Linked DNA regions of Mus musculus: region 2 is linked to region 1. A link is a contact called in ENCODE Hi-C or POLR2A ChIA-PET data. All regions are on one chromosome and are shown on one strand. Each heading gives the region's core, a stretch centred on a gene start or an enhancer-like site at or near the end of the contact. The rest is flanking DNA. Distances are from core to core; before and after follow the strand shown.

What was found. Hi-C counts contacts between places; a loop is a spot of excess contacts on that map. ChIA-PET counts read pairs that join two places held with the same protein, here RNA polymerase II (POLR2A).
Region 2: a loop to region 1 is called in a map of T-helper 1 cell, with 4 times the contacts of the local background. The contact joins the promoter of Isoc2a here to the promoter of Rdh13 in region 1. A Hi-C loop is called at or near these places in 2 of 37 maps with a recorded cell type or tissue (T-helper 1 cell and T-helper 17 cell). POLR2A ChIA-PET finds 5 or more read pairs at or near these places in 1 of 5 experiments (embryonic stem cell).

What each region holds. Positions count from the first base shown.
Region 1 is chr7:4,442,446-4,447,284 of GRCm38, reverse strand. Rdh13 (retinol dehydrogenase 13 (all-trans and 9-cis)) reads left to right here and starts at 1,628. Exons shown (of 7, transcript NM_175372.4): 1 at 1,628-1,838; 2 at 2,964-3,082; 3 at 4,536-4,691. The coding sequence starts at 1,774.
Region 2 is chr7:4,874,820-4,880,293 of GRCm38, reverse strand. It overlaps Isoc2a (isochorismatase domain containing 2a), which reads right to left and starts at 3,241. Exons shown (of 6, transcript NM_001101598.1): 1 at 3,101-3,241.

The sequences.
Region 1 (4,839 bases), core at 379-2,878:
CCTCTGCAGCAGCAGCAAGTGCCACTGACCTACCTTTCCAGTCCCAGGAGAATCAGCCTTTACTGTTACTGTCAGGGAAACTGTGTGGTAAGGATTGAATTCAGTAGCTGTGCTTGGAACACAAGAGGTGTTAAGTAAGTTGCAAGAAGTTGTGAGTGAGCACTCACAAGTGCACACTAAGGCCAGTTGTTCTTTTTTTCTTTTGGAATGACCAATCATTTCCTAAGTATAACTTCTTACAAAGGGAATGTCTGGGTCAATAGTATACACGGATCATCCTGTGACAGGTGTCTGACTAGACTTTCAGGAACACCAGATAATTGACTCCCACCAACAGGGAGTTTCCCCTGATCCTTGCCAACACTGAATATTTATTATAATGTTGCCAATCTGATAATTGAAAAATATTTATCTCCTTGTCACCTTCATGAAGACAAACAGGTGTCAAGTGTGCTGACATTTTCTAGTGACAGGATGTATTTGTCCACTGTCTATAGCCTTTTTCCTAACTTCCTTTCTTTTCCTTCCTTCCTTCCTTCCTTCCTTCCTTCCTTCCTTCCTTCCTTCCTTCCTTCCTTCTGTCCGTTCGTCTGTTTGTCTGTCTGTCTTCCTTTCCTCCTCTCCTGCTTCTAGACACTAACACTTTAGTATGTTTTAAATATATTATTCTTTCCTTTTGGTGTATAAGTGTGTGGACACATACATGCCGTGGTGGAAGGTCAGAGGACAACTTTTGGGAGTTGATTTTATCTTTCCACCATGTTCTAGGAATCAAACACAAGTTGCAAAGCTTGTATGACAAGTGTCTCTACCCCATGCACCATCTCACTGTTGTTTTAAAGCCAGTATCCTTCTTTTCCTTCAAATCCAATGGTCCAGGTCTCAGTTTCCTCCCTCAGATCCAAAGCCCACACCCCAGACTTCCACTCTTAAACACAAGAGTCCAAATCCTACCCTTCTCCCTCAGACTCAGGAATCTATACTTCACCCTCCTCCCTCAGACCCAGGGGTCCAGGTCCCAGCCTTCTTCCCTCCTTCACAAGGCCTACACAGAAAGTGCTACCATTAACTATTATTTAGAGGAGAAAAACCATGGTTCATTCTACAGGGTCTCGATGTCTGGAAATGGAAATGCTTGGTACCAAACTATCTATCTATCTACTTTATTTATTTTCTTCCTCCCAGATAGTATTCTTCTGCATGGATCTGGCTTCCTAGAACTCCCTCTGTAGAACAGGCTGGCCACAAACTTATGGGTTTGCCTGCTCCTGTCTCCGTAATGCTGGGATTAAACGCGAGCACCACTACCACCCAGCTACTATTTTTTTTATTTCTTCCTTCTTTCCTTCCTTCTTTCCTTCCTTCCTTCCTTCCTTCCTTCCTTCCTTCCTTCCTTCCTCCCTCCCTCCCTCCCTCCCTCCCTCCCTCCCCCCCTCTTTCTCTCTCTCTCTCTCTCTCTCTCTCTTTTTCTTCCCGAACTTCAGGACGCCCTTGGATTGGTTGAGTGTGATGACATTTGATCTGGTAGCTGACACGCCTGTCAACCTCGGCCGCATTCCATCTCCAGAAACTACGTTTCCCAGCATTAAGTGCGCCATGGGCCTACTTCCTAAAGCCCCGCCTCCACATCTGGTCACTCCCCATAGCCGGGTTCTGGTGGCTGTGTGATTCCACGTTCACGCTACTCGAGCGCACGTGGGTTCCTGGGCAGCGCGTTCGTCCGCGGAGTGGCCTGGAGTGCAGACCCACGGACACCCTTTTCCCCAGCCTGGGATGAGCCGCTTTCTGCTGCCGGTGTCCGTAGTGGGCACGGTGATCGGCGGCACCGTGCTGCTCAAGTGAGTCTGCGCGTCTTCTCTGCGCGCTTGGTGGTAGGTTTGCGACAGGGGAATGCCAAACAAGGCCAGAGAAGTATCCCTTGTCCTAAGTCCTCGGACGAATTCTTCCCGCTCACTAGTATGGCTTTTCCGGGAGAGGAGGGCGGGTCACCTCTTCAAGGTCACCTAGGGAGAAGGGGTGGAGCATGGATCTTGTGCTCATTTTATCTCTGGACCACTCCTTCTCTACCCTTTCCTCTTTGCCCAGCCTGTTTGCCTCCCCTTCCTTCCTTTCTTCCCTTTCCTCTCCTCCCCCGTCCTTCTTTCCTTCCTTGCGTTTTTCAGACTGGGTCTCACCATGAAGCCTTGGCTGGCCTGGAACTCGTTATATTGACCAGGCTGATTTTGAATTCACGAGAGATCTGCCTCTGCCTCCTGAGTGCTGGGACCAAGGACATGCGTGTCTGTCACCGCTAACAGCTTACATGAGGTGTTTCCCTCCCCGCCCCCCCCCCCCCCGCATGTATGCATATGCTATGCTTTCGGAGGTTAAAAGAAGATGTTAGATCCCGTGGAACTGGAGTTATTGTGAGTCACCGTGTGGGGTGCTGGGAGCTGATCCTGGGTCCTCTGTAAGAGCAGCAGTGCTCTTACTGCTGAGACATCTCTCCAGCTTCTTGATGTATACACACCCGCTTCCCAATCATTGTTCTCCAACTTCCATGGACCCCTTCTGACACATGCTCCTTCCAACGTCATGCATTCTGTCTGTCTGTCTGTCTATCCATCCATCCATCTATAGACAAGGCAGCATGTAGCCTAGGCTGGCCTTGAGCTTGCTCTGTAGTCGAGGATGATGACCTTAAATTCCTGGTATTCCTGCCATTGCCTCCTGAGTACTGGGCTTGCAAGTGTGTACCACCACTTCTGGCTATTGTCTTTTGTTTTTATAAAAGTATGAATAAATGATTGTTACCTCTTGGAGATGTTCCAACGTATAATCCTTTTCTGAGGCCATGACGAGGACTCCCGTGTGTTTGGGTGCTTTGGTGATGGATGTGAGCTTACGAGTGCTTTGCCCCAGCTCATAAATCTTGAGGCAGGCACGAGGCAGACAGAACTCACTGTGCTGTTTCTCACCTTCAGGGACTATGTCGCTGGTGGGGCTTGTCCCAGCAAGGCCACCATACCTGGGAAGACTGTTATCGTGACAGGAGCCAACACAGGCATCGGGAAACAAACTGCTTTGGAGCTGGCTAAAAGAGGTAAGAGCAGCCCCTGCTCTGGGGTTTGAAGAGTTATGTGCACACTGTTGTGTGCACAATGTTGTGTATGGCAGCCTTGTTTATAATACCTCGAAGGCAGAAGCATTCCAGGTGTCAATTTGCAGACAAATAAACAGAATACGGCTCATCCATACAGTGGAATATTACTATGCTTTCAAAAGGAAAGGAATTCAGACATGCTTCTGTGTGATGATTCTACAGGATGTTGTGCTAAGTGAATAAAGGCAGACACCACACACACACACACACACACACACACACCCCAACAGCTACATAATTCACATTCTCAAAACTATCCAAAACCAAACCTGTTTTTATTATGTAGTGTGTGTATGTTGGGCTGGAGTGGGTCTGAGTTTGCCATCTGTGTAGACAACCATGGAAGCTGGTTTTCTCCTTCTGCTCTGTAGGTCCTGACATTGAACCCTGGTCCTCAGACTTAGCAGTAAGTGCTGTGGCCTGTTGAGCCAATTGCCAGCCTCAGTATTTGCATATCTTGATATGTTTGCTTTGTGTGTATAGGGGGGAGGTGGGTACACATGTGCATATGCGTGCACATCCTTGTGGAGGACAGAGGATAGCCTCTGGTGGCATTTCTCAGAACAACAGTAGCATATTTCCATACGTCCTTCGAATGTTTTCGTCTTCCCACACGCCTTTAGAATATTTTCATAACAGCTCCTCTTCCCCCAAATCTCCTAGCTCCAGGAAACCTGCATCCTTTCTCTTTGTGGATTTACCTATTCTGGACATTGCATATAAATGAATGCATGTATGAATGTCTGACTCACTGAGTGTAGAGTTTCCAGGTCCATTCACCTTGTCATATGTCAGTACATTACTACAGTTATGGCTGAAGAGTATGCTATGGCCTGGATAGACTGCAGTTGGTTTATGTATTGATTAGTGGGTGGACATTTGCTATTTTGTGTGTGTGTGTTTTGAGGATTGAACCCACGGTGTCTTGTTTGCTAGGCAGGTGGTTTACTACTGAGCCACACCCCAGCCCCTCACTGGGGGATTCTAGGCAGGTGGTCTACCACTGAGCCATGCCCCAGCTTCTCATGTGGGGATTGTGGACTCTACCACTGAGCCACACCCTCAGTTCTTCACTGGGGGATTCGAGGCAGGTGCTCTGCTGCTGAAGTACCTCCTCAGCCCTGTTTTGACTTTTTTGAGACAGGTTCTTACCAAGTTGCCCAGGCAGGTCTTGAACATACTTTGTAACCTAGGCAGGCCTTGAACTTGCAATCCTCTTGCCTCAGCCTCCAGAGTCACTGCCATTCGAGGTCTACATCACCAAGCCTGGGAGTAATTGAGTTCCCATCTTTTGGCTATTGACTATGTTACTGAGAACACTGTGTGCAGGTTTAAGGTGAGTGTATGCTTTGATTTCTGTTGGACAGATGTGTGTTCTCTTTTCCTGTTCCAGGAGGCAACGTCATTCTGGCCTGTCGTGACATGGAGAAGTGCGAGGTGGCTGCAAAGGACATTCGAGGAGAGACCTTGAATCCCCGCGTACGTGCTGAACGCCTAGACTTGGCTTCCCTCAAGTCCATCCGAGAGTTTGCAAGGAAGGTCATTAAAGGTAGGCAAGAGGACATTGACTTTTCCAGCCAAGGTTTGTAGCTTCAGGTTAGCCTCTGAGGTACCTAAAGCCTGTAAGCTCTGGAGCAGAGGCTGGCCAACGGCGTCCGCTGGCTAAATGTAGCTGCTACCTGGCTTTCGGTTCTCTT
Region 2 (5,474 bases), core at 1,992-4,491, 430 kb before region 1:
CACCAGTTGTGCCAGCACTATTTGTTGAAAATGCTGTCTTTTTTCCACTGGATGGTTTTAGCTCCCTTGTCGAAGATCAATTAGCAAACACATAAGTGAATGCTCACAGTCAGCTATTGGATGGATCACAGGGCCCCCAATGGAGGAGCTAGAGAAATTACCCAAGGAGATAAAGGGATCTGCAACCCTATAGGTGGAACAACATTATGAACTAACCAGTACCCAGGAGCTCTTGTCTCTAGCTGCATCTGTATCAAAAGATGGCCTAGTCGGCCATCACTGGAAAGAGAGGCCCATTGGACTTGCAAACTTTATATGCCCCAGTACAGGGGAATGCCAGGGCCAAAAAGTGGGAGTGGGTAGGTAGGGGAGTGGGGGGGGCGTATGGGGGACTTTGGGATAGCATTGGAAATGTAAATGAAGAAAATACCTAATAAAAAATATTATATATATAAAAAAAGAATCACTCAGGTGGTACTGCTTGTGCAGGAATGAAGGGATCATGGAGAGAAGCTGAGGCTTAGCACTGTGAGAGACCAGGGGAGGCCATTGGAGAAGGTGAAGCCTCAGCTGTAGTTGATGGCCCAGGACTGAAGGGGTCATGCAAAGATTTGAGGCTTGGCACCCTGAAGAGAGCCTATGAGAGGCTATTGGTGAAGCCTAGTTGGAGTGGTACACCCCAGTGTATTGGCAATGTTAGTACCATGGGATGATCACCAAGAACAGCAGCCGTAATGGAATGGATCAACCTGAGCTTAGAGTGCTACAGAGGGCAGAGCTGGAGAAGTGATGCCAGCCCTTAGGAGGAGCCCAAAAGATCAAGTGGAATCCCAGACACTGAAACAAGAAGCTGTAACATTGAAATTGCTGTGGAGACTCAAAGATGTTAAAGATGCCAGAGCCATGGGATACATGCTGAGGAAAGCTGCTAACAGGGAGTGGAACCAGCCCAGGAGAAAGCAGTTTGCTGCAGTCAACAAAGGTGAAAAAGGAGTAGAGATCTGAAGACTGCTTTGACATCAGCCATGGAGATGCAGAGTTTGGAGTTTGCCCAGCTGGCTTCCTGCCTTGCTTTGGGGATTACAGTTAATTAAGTTGAATGAATCTCAGAAGAGACCTTGAACTTTGGAATTTTAACATTGTTGCGACTGCTATAGACTATGAGGACTTTGAAAGTTGGACTAAATGCATTTTGCATTATGCTATGTTTAAGTATGGCCCCCATAGACTCATGTTTTTGAACAAGTCTATGGGGACCAGGGAGTGGAATGTGATGGTTTGTATATCCTTGGACCAGGGAGTGGCACCATCTGAAGGTGTGGCCTTGTTGGAATAGGTGTGACCTGGTTGGAATGGGTGTGTCACTGTGGGTGTGGGTATAAGATCCTCACCCTAGTTGCCTGGAAGTCAGTCTTCCACTAGCAGCCTTTGAATGAAGATGTAGAACTCTCAGTTCTGCCTGCACCATGCCTGCCTGGATACTGCCATTCTCCCACCTTGAAGGTAATGGACTTAACCTATGAACCTGTAAGCCAGCCCCAATTAAATGTTGGTTTTTTATAAGATTTGCCTTGGTCGGGGGTGGGTGGGTATGGGGGACTTTTGGTATAGCATTGGAAGTGTAAATGAGCTAAATACCTAATAAAAATGGGGAAAAAAAAAAGATTTGCCTTGGTCATGGTGTCTGTTCACAGCAGTAAAACCCTAACTAAGACAGGGGGGATATGGAGCCTGAACCAGCCATCTCCTGTAATCAGGCAAGACTTCCAGTGGAGGGATTAGGATACCAACCCAGCCACAAAACCTCTGACCTACAACTTGTCCTGCTCACAAGATGTGTTGGGGTAAAGGTGGCCCAGAAATGGTGGGAGTAGCCAGCCAATGACTGGCCCAGCTGGAGACCCAAGCCACCAGAGGGAGCCCAACCCACTACCTGGGAGGCTAGATAGCCCAGAGACCTAGGATAGAACCAAACACTCCTGGCAGCAATAAATATTTTTTTTAAAATTGAGATGCCTAATGGTATAGATTGGTGCTTGGCCCAACTGTCATCAGAGACACTTTATCCAGCAACTTATGGAAAGAGATGAAGAGAACCACAATCAAAACATTAGGAAGAACTTGGGGAGTCCTGCAGAAAAGAGGGGGAGATTGCAGGAGTCAGAGAGGTCAAAGACAACAAGACAACCCACAGAATCAACTAACCTGGGCTCATAGGGGCTCACAGGGACTGAACCAGCAACCAGGGAGCCTGCACGGGATTGATATAGGCCCTCTACATATGTGTTTGGGTTGTGCAGCTTGGTCTTCTAGTGGAACTCCTAACAGTGGGAGAGGGGCTGTCTCTGACTCTTTCCTGCTTTTGGGACCCTTTCCTCATCCTGAGCGGCCTTCTCCAGACTTAATACTAGGGGAGGTGCACAGTCTTACTGCAATTTGATGTGCTATGTTTGGTTGGCGTCTGAGGGCAGGCATGCCCTTTTCGGAAAAGAAAGAGCAGTGGAGGGAAGGAGGGCTGTTGGGGAGGGAGGGAGGAGGGGAAACTGCAGTCGAGATGTAGTATCTGAGAGAATAAAAAAGAAAGAAAAAGTTCAGGCCAGCTAGGTATGATCTGCAGACGAAACGGAACCTGGGTGAGAGCTGGGACAGAAAATAACCAATCTAAGGGAGACAATGAAAGAGTGGAGGTGGGACGCGCGTGTGAAAAGTGAAGAGGGTGTCTAGACTGCAGAGAGATTTCGGGACATCGTGGGGGTCCTGGAAGGAGGCCTCAGCTCAGTAAAGGAAACCTGTCTTAGGCTGGGGTAAGTGACCTCCTGCGGACAGACTGGGGATGAGGTTGCTTAATTGGGCAAGTGGTTACTGCACACCACTACAGGAACCCAGATTTCTAAGCTCTGTGTCTCTGGGACGCTTTTCTTCTTGGAAGAAATGGGCGTGAGAATCGCCCACTCCTGGGGCTGATACAAAACTTAGCTCTGGAGAAGCTTGAAGTTCCTCCCTGATGATCCATCCTGAGACCAACTGGAGCCCCTCCTCAGCTGGACACCCCGCAAACCTTCCGTTTCCTCCGTCTGTAAGGACGGGCAGTTGGACTTACCCGGCGGTACCAGGTTCGAGTGCAGCAAGTCCCTCCACTAGGTCCCTTCAGCGCACTCTCCCCCACTGGACTGTCACTAGTTCCGGGCTGGGTCACCGTTTTGCCCACTTTGGACACGAGGTCTGCTCCCCTTACGTGTCTACCCCTCCCTCCCGAGCAGGCCAATCAGCTCGCGCCTCGGCTGCGCCCTGTAAGGGGGAGGGGCGGCTAAGGCGGGTCAGTCATGAGAATCTGATTGGTCCGCAGAAGCCTAAGGGGTGGAGAGATAGCGCACAGAACCAATGAAGAGCCGATGAGGGCTTGAGAGGCGGCCTCTGCTGAGAGCTCAGATTCTAACTGGGAATGAAGGTAGAGGTTATCAGGTTGCACCTTGTATTATTGCTGCGCCTCACAGTTACAACCTGCCTTTCTTATCTGAGCTAAAGGTACCTGCACCATCGTGGGCTACACACTGAAAGCCTGCTCCCTGAACCCCACTAAAAGACTGGCTTGCAGGGTTCAGCAAGGTCTGGACCTGATTTCTGTAGAAATCTCTAGAACCCTTATTTTGGAAGAAGAGAACTGAGTCCTGCAACTTGTCTTCTGACCTCTGCAGACCTGATGTGGCGCAGGCACGTATGCAAAGACAGAAACACACACACCACAGAATAAATAGATGGGAAAAATTAAGTAGATACAAGCAGGCATGCCATTGATGAATCTCAGGATTCCATGGATTCTACAGAGGCCAGGCTTCCTGTTCCCAGGAGTCATTTGGGCCTCAATTTCACCCCTCTGGAGGGAGCTCTGGAGTAGGGTGTGAGCCTGGAGGTGAAGTGATTGACCTGTGGCCTGGAGGTACTGGCACCCCTCTCAGAGACAGGATCCCTCTCTTTCCAGCCAATGCAACCCCCTCCCAAGTCTCCATTTAAAAGCCCTCAACATTCATCGCTGAGGTTGACTCTGCCTAGTCTCGCCTTGCTAAAGAGGCTTTTGTTCCCCTAATTGGCTATCTATCTCCAGGCACTTTCCTCTGCCTCTGCACCCATACACTGTCTGTTTTATATTCAGGCCCAGTTATGTTTTAATTGGTCATGTAGGAGACGCCCAACGAGCACCCTCCCCTCTTGTCTGCACTTTGTCTTTCTGTATCAGTTCTTAACCAGCAAGCTACAGGCTCCGGAGTCTACCCATCTACCCCATAAGACAAGCACGGTGTTAGGGCTCACCCGCACTCCCAGGGTGACCTCTCATTCTGGAACCGTCAGCCATCCAGTCCTTTGCACACTTGAGGAGTGTGCTCTGATCTGTATTTCTACTTCAGAACATTCAGCCGTGCATCCTAGAGCCCGTGCAGTCCCTCGGGGTCTCTCAACTGGGCCCTGAGATCTGTACGCAGTGAGACTTCTGTTTATACATTCCCTGGGGCTGCAGCCCAGGGACACCTGGTCCCCACAACTGGAGGCCCTACTGCTGGAGGTTCCTATATAGCCAGATTTTCAGAGTAGATGGCAGGAGGCCCCAAGGCTAGGTTCCAGCACTACTGGCATGCATTTATTGTATAACTACTGTATACTAGGCCCCAGAACTCAACACTGAGCAAAGTCAATGAAAGTTCCAGAGGCTGTCTCTAGGGCAGTGATTCTCAACCCGTGGGTCGAAACCCCTTTGGGGAGGAGTCAGTGACCTTTCCACTGGGGTTACATGTCAGATATTCTGCAAACCAGATATTTACATTACAAATCATAACAGGAGAGAAGTACATTTATGAAGTAGCAATGAAAATAATTTTATGGTTGGGGATCACCACAACATGATGAACTATATTAAATGGTTGTAGCATTAAGAAGGCTGAGGACCACTGCTCTATGTATGGGCTAGCAGGAGGTAAAAAGTGGCCCAATTAACTCTTTTAAGATTTTTTTTGGGGGGGGGAGTTTCGAGACAGGGTTTCTCTGTGTAGCCCTGGCTGTCCTGGAACTCAACTCTGTAAACCAGGCTGGCCTTGAACTCAGAAATCCGTCTACCTCTGCCTCCCGAGTGCTGGGATTAAAGGCGTACGCCACCACCGCCCGGCTTTAAGATTATTTTTAAGTCAATTTATTTATTGATTTAACATCCCAATATCAGCCCCCTCCTCCCAGTAACCCCTCAAGCAAGTCCTCCCCCCATTCCATCTTCCCCTTCTCTTTTGGAAGGAGACCCCCACCCCCGCACCGTGTCATCCCTCACTAGCTCCCCCTCCCTGCACACCAAGCTGCTGTGGGACTAGGTGCATCCTCTCCCACTGAGGCCAGCTAAGGTGGTCCATTTAGGGGTACAAGATCCACAGGCAGGCAGGTAACAGGCTCAGGGAAGCCCCCACTCCAGTTGTTGGGGGATCCGCATGAGGGAC